Linked DNA regions of Homo sapiens: region 1 is linked to region 2. The links are chromatin loops, found by intact Hi-C in ENCODE. Cell type or tissue: PC-3. All regions are shown on one strand. Each heading gives the region's core, and the rest is flanking DNA. Links, peaks and the distances in the headings are about the cores only. Region 1 overlaps SH3PXD2B (SH3 and PX domains 2B). Region 2 overlaps STK10 (serine/threonine kinase 10).

Evidence for each region. A loop is a pair of places that touch in the nucleus more often than their neighbours do. Peaks named below come from ENCODE experiments on the same cell type or tissue, not always from the same donor. Only the 100,000 strongest peaks of a DNase experiment are listed, where the experiment ranks them.
Region 1: it touches region 2 in a loop (4-fold over the local background); 7 of 110 quality-filtered maps call a loop at or near these places.

Annotation. Positions count from the first base shown.
Region 1 is chr5:172,365,502-172,375,447 of GRCh38, forward strand. It overlaps SH3PXD2B (SH3 and PX domains 2B), which reads right to left. Exons shown (of 13, transcript NM_001017995.3): 6 at 8,289-8,314. Among named protein-coding and RNA genes, the nearest start is that of SH3PXD2B, 84 kb to the right of the region's middle. RefSeq lists an enhancer at 1,709-1,998. In PC-3, for the core only: a CTCF peak has its summit at 5,339; a DNase peak (open chromatin) is centred at 5,320.
Region 2 is chr5:172,101,451-172,111,396 of GRCh38, forward strand. It overlaps STK10 (serine/threonine kinase 10), which reads right to left. Exons shown (of 19, transcript NM_005990.4): 5 at 6,330-6,402; 6 at 5,170-5,364; 7 at 4,206-4,287. Among named protein-coding and RNA genes, the nearest start is that of STK10, 82 kb to the right of the region's middle. RefSeq lists enhancers at 396-1,182, 9,638-9,946. In PC-3, for the core only: CTCF peaks have their summits at 5,579 (motif pointing right) and 5,784; DNase peaks (open chromatin) are centred at 1,591 and 6,331; H3K4me3 peaks cover 925 bases; H3K27ac peaks cover 1,116 bases.

The DNA.
Region 1 (9,946 bases), core at 1,148-9,147, 260 kb after region 2:
GAGGGCCTGGTCAGGCTCAGTCTGACATCTCTGGGTGTCTCAAGGCTTGTCTGCTATTTCCAGCCCTCTCCTCATCCTCCACTTCCCCCGAGGTCAGGTGGCAGGGCCGACTTTTTCTAGACTCAAGATGACAGTTCCCCCAAGCCAGCCCAGCCACGTGAGCAGTGGCCTGAGAGTGGGCTGCTTCACGTCCCCTTCCTGCTGGCCCCATTAACAATGAGCTTCTTGAGGGCAGTGGCCTTGACTGCCTCTGAACCACCTGGCACTTACTAGCTCTTTGAAGGTGCTGTCCAGTGAATGAATGAATGTAGGATGCTGGCTTTTGAAGATTCTTGACTACCTGTGTCCTGGTCACTAGACTCACTCTTCTCTGAATCCAATCCAGCATCTACCCCAGGATACAGCCTGCCCGAGGGCTCAAAACCCCAGGATTGCAGTTTCCCTTCTGTCTGGGCCCTCAGGTGAGCTGGACCAGGTAAGTGTGTTTCCCTGTGCCTCAGCTTGACAGAAAGAACTGGAAAGGAAAGAGAAAAAGCACCCACTTCACAGCCAGGTTGGTGCCTGCACCTGCTGCCCAGGTTAATGCTCAAAGAGACATGCCCACGTCTTCCAGGCAGGCAGTCGTTGGCTGGTGTGGGGTCAGGGAGTGGCTGTGAGGATTTCCTCACAGAGCCGCAGGTTTCACACAGATTTTCTGTGCAGTGCTCCATCACCTGGCTTCACCATGTCCTCATGGAGCCACACCCTCTGCCCCAGGGTCTGAGAGGGGCTTCCCTGGGGCCAGGGGAGGGGAGGGGAGGCAGATCCTGTAACTGGTCTCTGTCCTGCCCCTCCAGTCTGCCCTCCATACAGCAGCCAGAATGCTTGCTCAAAAATGCTACTCTGATCATGCCACTCCCTGCTCAGCACCTGCCATGGGCTCGGCTTGCCTTCTGATCTTGTCTTTTGGCCACTTCATCCCTGGTGCACCTGCAAAGCACAAAGGTGCCTTTGCAGAGGCTATTTTCTCTGCCTGGGATGTCTCAACCTCTCCTTCTTATTTCAGTGGGAACCACCTATTCTTAGCCTCCTAACTGGTCCCTGGTACCAGCCTTGACCCTGCAATTTATTTATTTATTTATTTTATTTTATTTTATTTATTTATTTTTTTGAGACGAAGTCTTGCTCTGTTGCCAGGCTGAAGTGCAGCGGTGCAATCTCGGCTCACTGCACTCTCTGCCTCCCGGGTGCAAGTGATTCTCCTGCCTCAGCCTCCTGAGTAGCTGGGACTACAGGCACATGCCACCACACCTGGCTAATTTTTTTGTATTTTAGTAGAGATGGGGTTTCACCATGTTGGCAAGGGTGGTCTTGATCTCCTGACCTGGAGATCTGCCCGCTGTGGCCTCCCAAAGTGCTGGGATTATAGGTGTGAGCCATCGTGCCCGGCCATTTTTTTTTTTTTTTTTTTTTGGGGACAGAGTCTTGCCCCATCGCCCAGGCTGGAGTACAGTGGCACGATCTCAGCTCACTGCAACCTCTGCCCCCAGGGCTCAGGCGATTCTCTCGCCTCAGCCTCCCGAGTAACTGGGACTACAGGCATGCACCACCACACACAGCTAATTTTCGTATTTTTAGTAGAGATGGGGTCTCACCCATGTTGGCCAGGCTGGTCTCGAACTCTTGACCTCAAGTGATCCGCCTGCCTCGGCCTCCCAAAGTGCTGGGATTACAGGCTTGAGCCACTGCGCCCGGCTGCCATCTGTTTTCAATATAGCAGCTAGAGTGATCCTTTTAAAAGATGTGTCAGAACATGTTTCTCAAAGGTGAAGTCCCTGTGATGGTCCTTACCTCACTTGTGAAAACCCTCTGTGGCCTACAGGGCCCTGTCTAATCCCCCTCTCATCAGTTTTTTTTTTTTTTTTCAAATAGATTTGGGGTTTCACCATGTTGCCCGGACTGGTCTTGAACTCCTGGGCTCAACCAATCCACTTGCCTCAGCCTCCCAAAGTGCTGGGATTACAGTTGTGAGCCACTGCGCCTGGCCTTTTGATACCTTATTAGACCTTATCTCCTTCACTCTCCCCAATGTGGCGCAGATGGTTACTTATCCCCCATCCTCTATTTCTTCTATAGTAATAGAATTCCTGAGTTTTGGCAGGGCACAGGGCCACTTGGAATAAGACTCCTTTATAGTTGGGAGTGGTCATGTAACGAAGCCCCAGACAATGGGATATAAGTGTGGAATTGTGCACATGTGCTTGGTAAGAGTCCTTACAGGAGGTAACTGGCTCTGCATCACCCTTTCCTCATTACTACTGGTTGAAATGTCAATGTGATGGCTGGTGCTGCAGCAGCCATCTTGGGTCATAAGCAACCTTGGGAATGCTGGTGTTGCATGGCAGAGCAGCAAGATGGGGGCCTGGGTCCCTGCTACCATTGAACAATCTATCACTCCTGGACTATCTTTGGGATTTGAACTAAGAAGAAAAAAGTTCAATTGTTTAAGTCACAATTATTTTGGATTTTCTGCTACTTGCAGTCAAACCTAATTCACTTATATCTTTGGTTGCTAGGCTCTGACCAGTAGCATCCTTGCCAGTCCTTCTCATGCAAAGCCTGTTTCTACTGCAGGGAATTTTGCATTTGCTGTTCCCTCTGCTAGGGACAGTCTTCTCCAGATATGTGCATAGCCTTTGCTCTCCTTTCCTTCAGGTTCCTGCTCAAGTGGCATCTTATCAATGAGACCTTCCCTGCCTGCCTTGCACTGCCTCATTCAGTTTTATTTCTTCCACAGTGCTTTCAAAAACTGTCATAGGTTCTGTATATTTACTTGTCTCCTTGTTTACTTTTCTACTCTAGAATAGAAGTGCCACAAGGGCAGGGACAGTCTCTTGTTCACTGCTATATTCATACTGCCTAACGGCTCGTAGGCCTGTGATATGTTTTGGTGCAAGGGGAGCTAAGAATGCTTATATATATATATATTATATATATATATAAAATATATATATATTATATATATATATATAAAATATATATATATTATATATATATATAAAATATATATATATTATATATATATAAAATATGTTATATATATATATAAAATATGTTATATATATAATATATATGTTATATATATATATAATATATATGTTATATATATAAAATATATATATTATATATATATAAAATATATATGTTATATATATAAAATATATATATATTATATATATATAAAATATATATTTAATATATGTAATATATATATATTTAATATATAATATACATATATATTTAATATATAATACACATATATAATATGTATATTAAATATATAAAATACATTTTTATAATACATAATATATAGTATATATATATGTTTTTAAATATATAATATAAAAAAAAATATATATATATATATTTTTGAGACGGAGTTTTGCTCTTGTTGCCCAGGCTGGAGTACAATGGTGCAATCTCGGTTCACTGCAACCACTGCCTCCTGGGTTCAAGCAATTCTCCTGCCTCAGCCTCCTGAGTAGGTGGGATTACAGGCATGCACCACCATGCCTGGCTAATTTTTGTATTTTTAGTAGAGACAGGGTTTCGCCATGCTTGCCAGGCTGGTCTCGAACTCCTGACCTCAGGTGATCTGCCCACCTTGGCCTCCCAAACTGCTGGGATTACAGGTGTAAACCACCACGCCTGGTTGAATGTTTTTATGTATTTTTTTTGTTTTGTTTTGTTTTGTTTGTTTTGTTTTTTTTTTAAATATTTTTTAAGAGCTGTAAAGAAGGAGAAGAGGAATGAGAAAATGAGAAAGAATTATTATTATTATTGGTGGTAGTAGTGATAGAGACTGTATGTGGCCTATAAAGGCTAACATATTCACTGTCTGACCCTTTAGAGAAAGTTTGTCAACCCCTGGCCTAGAACATGGGTGGCTTCTTACTAGGGCTCAGTAAGTGTCTGAATGAAGGAAGGAACAGTTTAAAACTCAGCTTTGCCGGGCGCAGTGGCTCACGCCTGTAATCCCAGCACTTTGGGAGGCCGAGGTGGGCGGATCATGAGGTCAGGAGTTTGAGACCAGCCTGGCCAACATAATGAAATCCCGTCTGTACTAAACATGCAAAAATTAGCCAGGCATGGTGGTGTGTGCCTGTAGTCCCAGCTACTCGGGAGGCTGAGGCAGAAGAATTGCTTGAACCCGGGAGGTGGAGGTTGCAGTGAGCCGAGATCGCACCACTGAACTCCAGCTTGGGCAACAGAGTGAGACTTCATCTCAAAAAACAAACAAACTAACAAAAAAACCCCAACCCCTCCCCACCCCGCCCCAGCTTTAATGACTTCCTATCTCAGGGAGCATTCAAATGCCTTCCTTCACATTTCGTTTTGTTTATACAGGTCTCTTTGCTACCAGACTGTGAGAATGGTTTCCACCTGGGGACCCAGAGCACTACCAGGTACAGATAGTTACTCATTTAGTATTTATTAAGCACCTAGTAGGTGTTTAAATAAATTATAAATTAATTATACATTAAATAAATATTGAATGAATAACTGTACCTGTCTTGTTCATTCAGCATCCAGCACAGGTGTACAACAGACATTTGTGGGATGAATGAACACAGGATAAATGAAGACTTCTAGAAACCCTTCCTCCTCTACACAAGGCTCCAGGCATCCTTATAAATTTATAATCTTATAAATTAAAGATGACTCCTTCTTGACTATAAGTAGAAAGAAGGCTTCAGTTAAGTGAAGATCCAGTTAAGTCAGGTTTACTCTGTCCAAGAAGCTCAACTTTTGCCACCCAGTTTTAACACCTGATGGTGGCACAGTTGCACCACATACAATTTTCAGGACTCTGATGAATGCGCTGGGCGTTTCTGCACTAACCCTCCTAACCAGTGTGCCAATGGGATTTGGCAAAACTATGAGCAGTGACAGAATGACAGAACCAAGGAATCATGAGATTTGCTATAAGCAAGACAGAGAGCCAGGAAATGAGGAGGGGAGAGCGCTCTGGGCTGTGACTCTGGGTTGGCTGGAGCACACCCCGGAGTGGCACAGGGCTCAGGGCTGGCACTTCCTCCAAGACTTGCTCTGGGGCCAGGTCCAAGACTACAATCTCCTTGCTGTTTTTCCATGGCAGTAGCTTAGACTGTAGTTCTCTGCCATGAAGTGGTTCAGAGAATGCATGGAGTTGCTTTTTCAGCACCAGTTCTTTCAGAGCAAGTTGCTTCATTTCACTCAGAGCACTCAACTTATTGAAACTGATGAAAAAAGGTTCATTCATTTGATCTACCAGGAGTCTCCACTTAGGCTTCAGGACGTTTAGTTGTTAAGTGAAGACACCTACTGGTGGAGCGTGATATTGCAGCCAAGCTCTATAATGCCATAATAATTGCAATCTCTAAATGTTGCGGCAGGCAACTAAAGCTAAATTCTAGGAGTTGCCAAGTGTGAAATCAAAGGATTCCTAGGCAAGGATTATCACTTTTGTGGCCCAGCAGGAAATATGAGAGAAGAGGGGATGAGAAAGAGGAAAGTCTGACATTGGAAGGGTGATTTTTATTATCAAGTGTTATAAAATACTCTCAAGAGGTACAGTGCCTTATCTACCACAGAAGTTTTCTGTTTGGGCATATTTTTTCTTCATGATGACATGTCTTGAATTTTTAAGATGAAGGGTAAAGGGGATTTTCCTTCCAAAAATTCACTATACTGTCAATCTTGCTGAAAGAGTCAGTAAACAAAGAATGCTTTTAAGTAAAGGTTAGAAAAATCAGGAAGAAATATGTTCCTCAAATAATTGCATGATCTCTTGACTTTTAGTGAGAAGATTCATTTTCTGCAGGATGAGCAGAATTTGAGACCACATTAGCCAAAGTCTGTAGGAGCCAGCCAGCCAGCCATGACTGGGAAACGCCAGAGGCAGATAAGCCTTCTCCAAAGCAGAGTTTTGGTGTAGAAATCTCAGGAGTTAGTCTGTCAATGTTAGATCCCTTCAAAATTCAATCCAAAAGGCTTATTCTAAAATAAAGGAAGTGTTCAAAGGTCACATAAGATATAAGGCTAATCCCAGCTTGGATTCTTAGTTTGAATGAAGAAAGATGCTATTTTCCAACCAGTTGAACTATAAATAAATCCATCCCCATCATTTCAGGTGAATGACGTAACAGCAGTCACCACAAATTAGAGCTTTTTCTCCCTTTTCCAGACAAATCCCCTCATCAAGCCCGTTCCGACTGGACATTTGTGTTTGTCACAAACCAGAGCTGTCTCTTTCCTCTCTTCTCTACCCTCCCACACCCATTCCTTCTAGGGAAAGTCTCTGCATACTCGAAACCAGAAACTCTGCCAGCCCAAGAGTGGCAGCTCCTCTTCTCTCTGCTCTTTTCTGAGAAACATATAATTATCCCCGGGGCTCGGGAACTATTTGCAGCTTTAGCAGGATGCCATGGCTCTGGCCAGTACCTATTAAACTAGAAAGAGGAGCTATAAATGGACTGGTTGGGAAAAGGCTGAAGTTAATTCTCGACGCCATTCCCTGAGGCAGAGAGAATGACTGTGGGGCCTGTGAAGTTGACCACAGGGCCCGTACCCAGGGGCAGCAAAGGTACTGGAGCTTTTGAATTTGGAATTTCTACTTGATATGGTTTGGATCTGCGTCCCCACCCAAATCTCATGTCGAACTGTAATCCCCAATGTTGGAGGTGGGGGCTGGTGGGAGGTGATTGGATCATGGGGGTGGGTCCTTCATGAATGGTTCAGCTCCATCCCTTTGGTGCTGTCTCGAGATGGAGTTCTCAGGAGATCTGGTTGTTTAAAAGTGTGTAGCACTGCCCCTCTCTCTCTTGGTCCTGCTCCTGCCATATAAAAACTGCTTGCTCCACCTTTGCCTTCCATCATGATGGAAAGCTCCCGGAGGCCTCCCCAGAAGCTGAGCAGAAGCCACTGTGCTTCCCGTACAGCCTGCAGAACGATGAGCCAATGAAACCTCTTTTCTTTATAAATTATCCAGTCACAGGTATTTCTTTACAGAAGTGTGAGAATGAACTAATATACTACTGCTGGTCAGGGGCACCCATGTATTTTAAGTAACAGTAGTAGTAATAAAAACGGCATCAAGCATACATTACTGACAATGTGCCAGGCACTATTCTAGGTGCCTTACAAATATGATTATAAATCCTATAATAATCCCACAAGGCAGATTGCTATATCAACCCCAGTTTACAGATAAGGAAACTGAGGCCCATGAGAGGGGGTATCCTTTTTCACTTCTAGGATCTCTGTTCGCACCCCTGATCCTCATCAACCCCTTCAAACCTCCTGGCACCCTAGGAAATTAAAGAGCGCTGGATTCTGGAAGTTCCGAAGTCCACATTGGCTCCAGGTAAGGTATGGGCCGGGGCCTTTGCAGATGTGGAGGATGATCTTGGGTGGCAGGAAGAAAAAGTTGGGCCACTGTTTATATAAATGTATAAACCCCAGGGGAGAGCTCAATTATTCCTCTGTGCATACGCAATTTCCCACCTTCTCTTTCTCCATAATTGCTTCTGAGAGAAGAGTTGTGTCATCCAGGAAATGGAAAGCTTATTAGGAGGGAATATAATGTATTTTAGGGAGAATGGCAATAGGGACGGGAGTCGCTTGACGCTGCATCTGTCATTGCCCAAAAAGGGCTGGGGTCTGGCGCCAAGGATGTCAAATGGACATGGCCCAAATCTACCGCACATTCCTGCTTCCCAGCCTGTGCCTGGCGATCCCCTCAGCCCGGGATGCCCCTCATTCTATGGAAACCTTCTGATCCTTCATCAAGACCCAGGGTCCCTCCTTTCCGATCCCTTATCACACCTGAGAAGAATGCTCTTAGCTCTCAGCTACCATATTGCTCTGTATAAAGTGGAACAAAGGCATTTAACTCCCGATAGCATGGCTAGGAAGAAGTCTGCCTCCCCTTCTCCATGAAGGCATTCTCTGAGAAAGACTCCAAGTCTCAACCACTTGGCAGTTTTTTGGTATATTGGATGAAACAACCTCAAATACTATTTTTGGGAAATGGGATGGGGTATCAACCAATCAATCAAGCATCCATCCATCCATCCATCCATCCATCCATCCATCCATCCCTCCACCAGTTCAGCCACCCCTCCTTCCCTTCCCTCCCTCCTGCCAACCATCCACCCATCCACATCACTGTATCCTCAGCATGGAACCCAGAGCCTGGTGCACAGTTGGTGCTCGGCTGGAGTTTGCCGAAAACTGAACGAAGAGAAGAAAATAGAAAATATTCTTACCAGATTTCTTTTTCCCAATGTGCTCCCTGTACAGGAAAGAAAGGGGGTGGGAAGAGTAACGAGTCAGTACTTGCCATGTATTGACGTGAGTTATTCTGCCGGGAAACTGAGATTCTCCACCCCCCACAACATCATCAGTGAATGAATAAAATCCAGGCCAACTAGAGGAACCCTGACTTCTTCAAAGAGAAAGAACTTCTCTTAATTTTCCCCCTTTGCCTGATAAGTGCTCTGGTGCCCTGGGGACCAGTGTCTCCATTTATTTGTAGACTGGAAGCCCTGGGGAGGAGCCGAAGGGGATTGCAGTTTGAAAATAGGAGTTAGGTCCTCACACTGCACTGAGCCTGATGCCTACCTCATCAGGCACAGCAGAGGTCCCTGCCCCATTTCTTGGGGTCCCCTAAGCCATAGACATGGGGCAGAAAGTGCTTGGCAGTAAGTGTACAGGGAACACATTAAAACTGGGCAGAAGTTTGGACAGCAGTGAACACAGTGCACCTCCCAAGTGGTGAGAGGGGACACTACTATGGGCTAGAATTCACAGGGAATAATGAATAGTGAGTCCCTTACCGTCGTCACCCGTGTCAGAGTTTATAAATGCAACTGTATCGGCCAGGCATGGTGCTTCACGCCTGTAATCCCAGCACTTTGGGAGGCTGAGGCGGGTGGATCACCTGAGGTCAGGAGTTTGAGACCAGCCTGGCCAACATGGTGAAATCCCATCTCTACTAAAAATACAAAAATTAGCTGGGCATGATGGCACATGCCTGTGGTCCCAGCTACTCGGGAAGCTGAGACAGGAGAATCAATTGAACCTGGGAGGTGGAGGTGCAGTGAGCCGAGATCGTGCCACTGCACTCTAGCCTGGGTGACAGAGCAAGACTCCATCTTGGTGGGGGGAGTGGGGAAAGCAACTGTATCACAAATGCAGCATTACAAATTAGGGCTTACAAAGCACTTTAAGTTATCTCATGAGTAATGAAGTTTGCAGTGGTTGGGTTGGGATGGACATTGTGGCAACAGTAGCATTAGCTAATATTATTAAATGGTGCTAGACCCAGTGCCGGCACCCTGCTAGGCATTTGTAGTTCACTCATTCAATACTCACAACGATCCCAGGAAATAAGTATTATTCTTATTCCCATTTTACAGACGAGGAACAGAGAGGCTAAGTAATTTGCTCAAGGTCACACAGCTAGCAAGTAGCACAGCTAGAATTGGAACCCAGATCGAACTAACTTTTAAAAAACTGAGATATAATTGACAAACCATAAAACTCATCCTTTAGGCCAGGAGCGGTGGTTCACGCCTGTAATCCCAGCACTTTGGGAGGCCTGGGGCAGGCAGATCACCTGAGGTCAGGAGTTGGAGACCAGCCTGGCCAACATGGCAAAACCTCATCTCTACTAAAAATACAAAAATGAGCCAGGTGTGGTGGTGGGCACCTGTAATCCCAGCTACTCAGGAGGCTGAGGCAGGAGAATCGCTTGAACCTGGGAGGTGGAGGCTGCAGTGAGCCGAGATCATGCCACTGCACTCCAGCCTGGGAGACAGACCGAGACTCTGTCTCAAAAACAAAACAAAACAAACAAACAAAACCCATCCTTTTAAGGTATACAATTTACTGGTTTTTAGTATATTCACAAGGTTGTCCAACC
Region 2 (9,946 bases), core at 1,108-9,107:
CAGAGCGAGACTCCGTCTCCAAAAAAAAAAAAAAAAAAGTCAATTTATTTAGCAAATATTTGCTGAGGGCTCTCTATATACCAGGCACTGTTCCTGGGACCTATCAGCGAACAAAACAAAGACGCTGTCCTCAGGGCACTGACATGCCGGGCAGGGAGCTTGACAACAAACCTAATAAGCAGGCAAGTTATATCCTGAGTGCCATGTGCCATGGAAGAAGGAAGAAGTAGGGCAGGGAAAGGGGACTGGGAATGTGGGGAGTGTAGTGGGTTTGCAATTTCATGTGGGTGGTTGGGGGAGGCCTCACCACAAGGCTGACATTAGAGCAATGACTTGAAGAGGGAGAGTCAGTCACAGAGGGATCCGGAGGAAGGCCATTCCAGGCGGCATGGACAGCCAGTGCCAAGGCCCTGAGGCAGGAACATGCCGTGTTCAGAGCACAGCAAGGCGGCTGGGCAGGCTGGAGAAGAGTGAGGCTGGAGTGTGGGAGCGAGAGGGGCGATGGGGGTCAGCAGGGTGGGGGGGGCGGATCACACAGCACTCTAAGGGGCCCTGAGACTCTGGGTTTTCCCTAGAGTGAAACGGGAGCCACTGGGGAGCTTTGGCCCGGGGAGGACATGAGCTGGCCCCTGTTGAGAAGGTTCACTCTGGCTGCTGTGCTCAGCCCAGACCCAACAGAGAGGGCAGGGGACCAGCGAGGAGGCAGCAGCCCGAGTGAGAGGTGGTGGTGGCCCAGGTAGTGGCTGCAATGGAGGGGTGGGAAAGGCTGAAGTCTAGGCACGTACCGAATGCAGGGACAACGGGATTTCCTGATAGGTGGGCTAGGGAGTGTGGAAGAAAGAGGAGCAAGGGTGCCTGCATGGTTTGGGGCCTGAGCCACTGGAAGGGTGGAGCTGCCATCGGCCGAGATGGGAAAGCCAGTGGTGGAGCACGTCGGCGAAAAGATCCAAGTGCTCAGCGTTCAGTGTGAGATGCCCACTGGACCTCCGGGGAGTCAACAGCTGGACGCGGGCCGAGGCATGGAGCTGGGAGTGCTGCACGCTGGGTGCGTGGAGATGGAGGGAGGGCCCTGTGCACTCTCACACTAATGAGCTGGGGCAAAGGGGGGCGAGCAAAGGCAACGGAGAAGGAGAGGCTTATGACCAAGGGTGTGTGGAGGCCTGGAGGTCGAGTGCCGACAGGAGGAGGAGATCGACTGGGCTGGTGCTGTTGATGTGTTCAGTGAGACCAACACCAAGGCTGACCCATGGCACAGAAACCGCTGACAACCTTGACAAGAGCAGCTGTGATAGAGTGGACGGGTTTAAGAGCAAATTCAGCCAGTATCTACTCAGCACCTCACATGTGACAGCTGTATGTTAAAAATGTTACATACAAAATCTCATTCACTCACACAATCCTGTGCAGCCAGCACTCTCTACATCTTACAGATGAGGAAACTGAGGCACAGAGTGAGAACCATGCAGATTCTGGGTGGGGGGGGCGGGGCATGGCATGTCTGATTTCAGAGCCTGGTTACTAACCACAAGTTGGTCCAGGCCCAAAGAATGTCTGCAGGAGTCAATGAATGAATCACAAACCAATGGGGGCGTGAATCACTCCGCCCAGGGCGGGACACAGGGAGACGTGAGAGCCAGGCACTTCTTGGAAGCCGGTAGACACCCTGAAGGCTGACAGCACTGGAGGTGGGGGCTGGGAAGCCAAGATCTGGGCCCACCTCTGTCACTCAAAGCCAAGCGGCCTGGGGCCAGTCACCTCCCTGCTCTGATCCCGGTGTCCTCCCGAGGGGGTAATGCCATGCCCACCCTCTCTCACTGGAGAGGAAAAGGCGCGTGGGTGAAGCCAGCAGCAGCACAGGCGTGAAAGGTGCTTTATTCATCTCCAGAGATCGCTCCTTTGTTCTGCAACCCTTTCTGCTGGACGGTAAGAATCCTCTGGCAGGACATTTTTTCCAAGTATGGAGCGGAAATTCCTGGCTGAGGCTGCAGCTCCGGAGCTGCCATATGGGGATGGGGGACAGCTGGTCTCTCCGTGGAATGTCCTGGAGGCCGGATGTATCAGGGCAGGAGGTGCCTCTTACAGGAAACAATTGGCCCCAAGCGGCTTGGACAGTGACAGCAGCCCCACTCGACCCCACCCACTTCGGGGGGCCCCAGCCCACTCCCAACAATACCCAGAAAATGAGGCCTTTGGGCACTCCAGAAATTTGCTTTCAAATACGTTATAGAAATGTAAAAGGAACAACTGTGACCCCCCACCCCCGGCAGTAGATAGACCTCATTTTGCATTCTGGTTCTTTTCATTTTTAAAAAAATAAATACCTCAGTCCTATGCATCAAGCATTCCTGGAGCACTGTGCTTAAGAGTTAAGCTAAGCGCTTCATAGTACCTCTTCATTTAATCCTCACAACCACCCAGTAAGGGGACTGCTGCTATTCACTCCCATTTCAGAGTGACAAGCAAGTCACAGAGAGGTTAAGCCATTTGCCCAGGGGCTCACAGCCAGTAAATGGCAGAGCTGTCGAACCCTGGACTTTCCCGCCCCAGCTCACACTCATAATAACTAAGCTGCTACCCCAGAAGGACGCACAGTGGCTCAGAATGCCGACCACAGGCCCAGTGCATGGCACACAGTAGGAAGCTGGGAAAAGCTGGGTGAATACAAAGACTCAAGTGCCTGGTGTGGCGCCTTCCTCCCCTTCCTGCCACTGCACCTCTAAGGCTGTCATGCTGAGGGCAGGACCGGAGCCGACACGGCAGTGAAAGGGCAGCCCTGTTGCATCACCCAGGCCCATTCCTCCCCCTCTTCCATCAGTGGCAGTGACATGGGGACACTGGTCGGCAGATTTGCAAATGACCGGGCAAGTGCTGTGCACAGCCCTCAGAACACTGTTGTGGACACACCGACCTCACCCAGCCTCCAGCCATGACGCCCTAACTCGAGGCATGGGCCCAGGCAAAGAGTGGCTCACAGCTCCCTCCAATAGTTCAAAAAGCTTCAAGGAAACCATTATCCACCTGCCCATTCTAAGGCAGTACAGCCAGCTAATGAGATGCTCAGAGTCTCCTGATCCCGCATACAGCAGCCAGAAGGCAGGAAGACCCTTGTAAATGGATGTCGATGCTGTGTCTCCCCTAATGCACAGATAAAGCCCAGGACCTGGCTCTGGCTTGCAAGGCCCTGCAGGACCCTGTGTGCAGAAAATAACACAGCAAGCTTCAGAAAGGGCCGCTAACAAGGTTGGATCCTCAGCTGGTCTCTGCAAACTAGGAGAGGGCTCCCACCATTAACTAATAAGAGTGGCCCGCTCTGCCTAAACTGTTCTGCAAACAATATGGCTTAGGTGGAATACCTCCTTTCCTTCTAGAGTCTGGAACTCTGGTCTGTGCCAGGCAGGGGGTGCTTATGTGACCACTACCCACTAAAAACCCTAAGGGGCTTCCGTGGTGGACAGCACAGAGAATTAAGCTGTCCTGGTGACTGTACTGGGAGAGGGCTCTGGAAGCTTGCACCTGGCTCCCAAGACCTTTTCCCACACACCTCCTCCTTGGGCTGAGTTCTCTCTGTGCTTTTGCTGTCCTAAGTCTCCTGTGGGGAGAGAATATGCTGAGGCCAGGTGTTCTCCTAGGGAACCATCGAGCCTTGGGACAGACGCCCCAGTGCCTCTCCGCTCTCGTCTCCCCTCCCCTGGCCCCTGTGCTCCTGCTCCCCCACCTCCCACCCCCACCCCCTGGCTCTTCCCAGCATGTGTGGAACATGCTGCTGTCCCAGGCGTTTGCCTCCTCTCCCTCTGGGCCACTGGCCTTGCTCCTTCCCTTCCTGTGGACATCTGCTCACCCAGAGAACCCTTCCTTATCCTCCCTTACAAGACAACAGCTGATCCCAGGCGCCCCACCCCTGCACTGTGGATCTCCTTCCGTGGCACTGGCCACCCCCTGCCACGCACACATACTTGCTTATTTGCCACCTGTATCCCCACTGGAACACACGCTCCATGAGGACAAGGTCTGGGTGGCTTCGTTCCCCAAGGCACTCCCAACACAGAGCTGGCATTCAGGAGGTGCCTGGGGAATACCCGCTGATGGACAAACAGCTGTCCATGCTGTTCCCTGGGCGGGGTGAGAACATGCCCAGCGTCCAGGTCACTGGTGAGTTCATTAGGCTCCACCCTTCAGGGAGCAGAGTGGGAGGGGAATCCACTCACCTCCAGCAGCTGCGCGGCACTGGGTCGGGTTTCTGGGTTCTTATCCAGGGCTATCTTCAGGAAGTCACGGAACTCTACAGACCTGGGAGGACAGGCGTCAGAGGTAAGCATGGAGGAGGCAAGAGCAGAGAGAAGCCCCCCACGTCACAGACTCCACTGTCCCAATCATGCCCCTCAAAGGACAGAGGAAACTTTCACAAGCTAAAACAGTGACAGGGCCTACACGACGCCCTTTTCATCATGGACACCACTGTCCAGATGGGGACCCAGACATCGGCGAGGAGCAGGGACGTGCCCAGGCCACGCAGTGAGGAGACTCAGCAGTGCCGGGATTTGAACCCAGGCCCCCGATGTCCCGCCCAGGGTGTGCCATGTGGCTCCTGCGGCTCAGCTGGGGCTCCTGTTCCCCAGTGGGAGCCAGCTTATTTGGGTGACTTGGTTTGCTCTGGTGAAGATCTCATGTCAAGTGCACAGAGGCAGCACGGTAGCTCACGCCTGTAATTCCAGCACTTTGGGAGGCCGAGGCAGACGGATCCCTTGAGGCCAGGAGTTCAAGACCAGCCTGGGCAACATAGGAGACCTTGTCTCTACAGAAAATTAGCCAGGCATGGTGGTGGGTGCCTGTACTCTCGGCTACAAGGGAGGCTGAGGTGTGAGGATCTCTTGAGCCTAGGAGGTCGAGGTTGCAGTGAGCTATGACTGCACCACTGTACTCCAGCCTGGGCAAAAGAGTGAGACCCTATCTCAAAAAAAAAAAAAAAAAGGAACACAAAGGGAAAAAGAGGCACGAAGGGCCCGGGGGGGCTCAGAAACGCCTGAAGACCCCCAGGCCCCAACCTCTCCTTTGGAGCTAGCAGCACCAGGAGAACGCTACCACTGCACCTCCCCAGCCCCGTCCACCACATATTCCAGCCCTAATCCCGGCGCAGGCACCCCGGCAGGTGGCCCTGCCCCTGCCCCTCACCACTTAGAGGGCGTGAGCAGCGTGGGAGGGTCCGACTTGGCGATCTTTAGCAGGACCCGCATGGGGTTGAGCTCGTGGTGTGGCGGCTCGATCTGGGCCATCTCAATCAGCGTGATGCCCAGGGACCAGATGTCGGCTTTGTAGTCGTAGGGCGTGTCTTTCATGGTCTCACACATGACCACCTCGGGGGCCATCCTGAACCAACCAAGGGACAACATAGGGCTAAGAATCTGGCCTTTACAGGTGCTTCTTGGACATTCAGGGTCAAGGGCCACCACGAGCCACTGTCGGGGTTGGCAGCACTCCCGAATCATGATCTGCGTGACTTTGCATCCCACTGTCTTCCTTAGGACGCTCTTCCACAGAAAAACGCCTCCACGCGGCTCCCCGCCACGTCCTGCTGCAGTTCCGATGCCTACCGCGAGATGGCAGCAGCAACCCGGAACACAGAGTCCTGGGGAGGGGGCGGGTGGGAGCGGAGGGGAAGGTGCGGAGCAAAAAAAAAGGGGCGTGGAGGTGGGTGGGCGAGAAGACACCAGCACAGAGAGGAGAAACAGGTATAAAAGGGGGGAGAGAGAGAGCAAGGGTGAGTAACAAGCAAGCAAGAAAGGAGCCCAAACTACACAATGGCAAGTAATGCACATGAAAAAATTGGAAACACGGCAAACAGAGAGTAGTCAGGCGTGAAATTGAGTGACAGTGTTTTGCTTTTAAAGTAATAGTTCTGGAAAAGAAGGAAACACGACAGACTACAGAAGTCCAGGGAGACTTCACATGACGGTAGGAATTGAACTTGTACTGTTCACCTTCACGGTCCCCATCCCCGGCCCTCAATACATACGTGGCGAATAAATCACGAACTGAATCCTGTTTTATGGATTCTAGTTCAGTTATTAATGGAGTGCCTTCTATGTGCACCATTTCATTTCATTCTCACAGTAGCCTTATTAAGTAGGGGCCATTATATCCCTAATTTTATGGATGAAGAAACTGACGCACGGGAAAGCTAAACAGCTTGTCCAAGGTCACACAGCTAGTAAGCCACGAGGCAGGGCGTGTAGCCCTTGTCTTCCGGCCCCTCTCTGTCTAAAGCGCCTGGTGGTCACCTTGGAGAGTTTTTACATCCAGTCCATTCCATTTCCAGAAGCTACACGACTCACCAGTAAGGCGTGCCGATGAAGGAATCTCGTTTCTGTAGAGTCTTCAGATTCTTGGCAGACACACCAAAGTCAGCTGCAAGACAAAATCTCAGCTAGCGTTTTCCACCCATAGCCCTGGGGTAAAAGCCGGGGATGTGGACTCAGGGGTACACATTCCAAGTCGACTAACAGATGCCATTTTCTATCTAGCAAATTAGAAAGCATTAAAAATGTAAGACTATCTGCTGCTGAGAGGAAGTACCGAGATGAACACTTTCCTCTCTACTAACGAGAGCCTGCACTGGCAGCAGCCTTCAGGAAAGCAATTTGGCAATAAATAGCAAGAACCTTTAAAATACCCATACCATTTTAATCCAGTAATTCCAAATCCAGGACTCTGCCCTAATGAAACAGTCTTAAATTTAAAAAAATGCATAATGATGTTAATCAAAATCCCATTATAATAACAGTGCCATTATAAAATTATAATAATAGTGACACACTGAAAACAACCATAATTGCTTGGCTATCAGGCAGTGATTTTAAAACTTTTTATATAGATTAAGAAAAATGGAGGCCAGGCAGGGTGGCTCACGCCTGTAATCCCAGTACTTTGGGAGGCTGAAACAGGCAGATCGCTTGAGGCTGGGAGTTGGAGATCAACCTGGCCAACGTGGCAAAACCCAGTCTCTACTAAAAATACAAAAATTAGCCAGGTGTGGTGGTGGACGCCTGTAATCCCAGATACTTGGGGGGCTGAGGCACAAAAATCGCTTGAACCCGGGAGGTGGAGGCTGCAGGGAGCTGCAATCGCACCACTGCGCTCCAGCCCAGGCAATAGAGTGAGACTGTCTCAAAAAAAAAAAAAAAAAAAAAATTAGCCAGGTGTGGTGGCATGTCCCTGCAGTCCCAATTACTTGGGAGGCTGAGGTGGGAGAATCACTTGAACCCAGGAGGCAGAGGCTGCAGTGAGCCAGGATTGTGCCACTGCACTCCAACCTGGGCGGTATTTATTACTATTTATTAATTTATTATTATTTTTTTGAGATGGAGTCTTGCTCTGTCACCCAGGCTGGAGTGCAGTGGCGCAATCTTGGCTCACTGTAACCTCCACCTCCCGGGTTCCAGCGATTCTTGTGCCTCAGCCTCCCAAGTAGATGACATTACAGGCATGTGCCGACATGCCCAGCTAATTTTTGTATTTTTAGTAGAGATGGAGTTTCACCACGTTGCCCAGGCTTGTCTTGAACTCCTAACCTCAGGTGGTCCACCAGCCTTGGCCTTCCAAAGTGCTGGGATTATAGGCGTGAGCCACTGCGCCCGGCCTTACTGATTACTATTTATATTACTGTAAAAGGTTAAGTGGGGAGAAGGGGGATACACAGTTGAATATACTGTCTGGTCAGAATCATGCCCCTCTCACTCCAAAAAGGGGAAAAATACACACTGAACTGACTTGGAGGAAATATACCACACTACTTAAATGGCTGTGTGTGGGTGGTGAGACTTCCACACCTTTGCTATGATAAAGTGTATTATTTGCAGGACTAGCAAAAATAAATGAACACTTTTTTTTTTTTTTCATGACAGAGTCCACTCTGTCACCCAAGCTGGAGTGCAGTGGCACAATCATGGCTCACTGCAGCCTCAACCTCCCAGGCTCAAGCAATCCTCCCGAGTAGCTGAGACTACAGGTGTATGCCACCACACCCGGCTAATTTTTGTATTTTTTGTAGAGATGGAGTCTCTATGTTGCCCAGGCTGGTCTTGAACCCTGGGCTCAAGCAATCCTCCTGCCTTGGCCTCCGAAAGTGCTAGGATTACAGGCGTGAGGCACCAGGACCGGCCAATAAGATGTATCTTTACATGCATTCCAACACTCTCAGTCTTTCCTCACACACCCGCTGCTAAGAGAAGAATTCAGCGCTACCAAGAGAAATTTTCTCCAGGGCTCCTGCCTTCTGTGGTGAAGTTTCATCTTGACTGAAAAATAGATTCAGGATGAAACAACACTTTGAGAGAACCCGGGATGCTCCATTTGAAACTCCCTGAATGGAATTTATGAGGGGTGTCCCCTGCTAGATGATGGCTGCCTTTGGACGATTCATCCCAAGAAGCTGCAGCATTATGACAACTTCAGGCCACCCCGGGCACCAGTGCCTGGTCTTGAAATGAGCTGTATCCAGGAGCTCCTTTCAGACTTGCAACGTGAAACAAGGAGGCAGCACAATGCCAAGAGGCTGGGCCTGAATACGGGAGAACTTGGTTCCAGCCTCTGCTCTTCTGCTTCACTGTCCACTCACCCATTCATTCAGGTGCTCACCAGGCTCCATCAGGAGCGAGACACTAGCCGGGATCAGAGAATACAATGAGGACCCTCGGGGAATCCACAGTTTAGTTGGGGGAGCAGAGAGTAAGCAAATAAACAAACATCTACTCCTAACATGGAAAGTGTTGGGAAGACAGGACCGGGGCTACTCAAGAGTGCACAGTAGGGGGTGTGACCTCGAGGGGACGGTCATGGAGGGAGGGCTGGGGGCTTTGGAGGAAGGACAGTTTTATTCAGCATACACTAACTGCACATCTATTATGTGCCCGACACTGTTCTAGGCACAGAGATGAAAGCAACCAAGTCCTGCCTGACATGCCACATGTTATTCCCGTGGTGGCGACAGGCACCTGGCAAAACCCCCGGAATGCCTGGCAGCGAGAAGGGCCCAGGGCTGAGAAGGCAGGGAGAAGAACACAGTGCTGGGGTGCAGGGTGGGGAGCTACTTTAGACACAAACTCAGGATCTGGGGGAGGTATTTCCAGGCAGAGAAAACTGCAAACAGACTGGGAGGCAGGAAACAGCAGGCTGGAGGGACCAGCGGGGACAGGACACAGCCTGGCCGGAAGGAGGGGGCCGGGGGTGGAAGCAGATAAGGCAGGAGACGGGCAGGGCAGTTACAAAGCCTCTGAGCCTCAGTTTCCCCATCTGTGACACGGGGGTGATAGCACAGAACCATTGCGCAGGTTTTCCTGAGGATTAAATGACAAACGCAAAGCACTGTGATGCAAGGTCCACTCGTGGCAAAAGCGAGAAGATGGTGATTCTTTCACCGGCCCATGAGCCAGTCCAGCCTTTTTCAGGCTGGGGCAAGGCTGAGGCTGAACTAAGACCCCCCGGCACCTCCTGGGAGTGGTCAGGAAAGCTGGCTTCTGAGCCCCGGTTAGTGCTAACTGGACAGCAGTTGCTATATCAGGGGACAGTCTGGCCAGCAAGAGGGGACAGGGGGCCCTCAGCCTCCTGAAGTGGGACCAACAGGTGCTGCAAGTGAGGTGCAGAAGCAGGAAACCCAGGTAGAGCCTGGCTCTGCTGATGACTCTGGCAGGCGGCTCCCCTGGGCCTCCAGGGTAAGAATGGGAAGCTGGCCCCACCTTCCTGCTGGGTCAGCCAGGCCCCCCTGTGGGCCTGGCTCCCTCGCAAACACCACTAAGGGCTGGCACATCATCCCATCCCAGGAAACCTTTTGGGAACAGTGACTGCCTCTCAGGCCCAGGGTGAGGATCCCAAAAGGTGGCCACTCCCCGACCACAGGCCCTGCCGATCCCTTCCTGAGAAGAGAGACGAGAAACAGAAACCACCAACGTGCAAT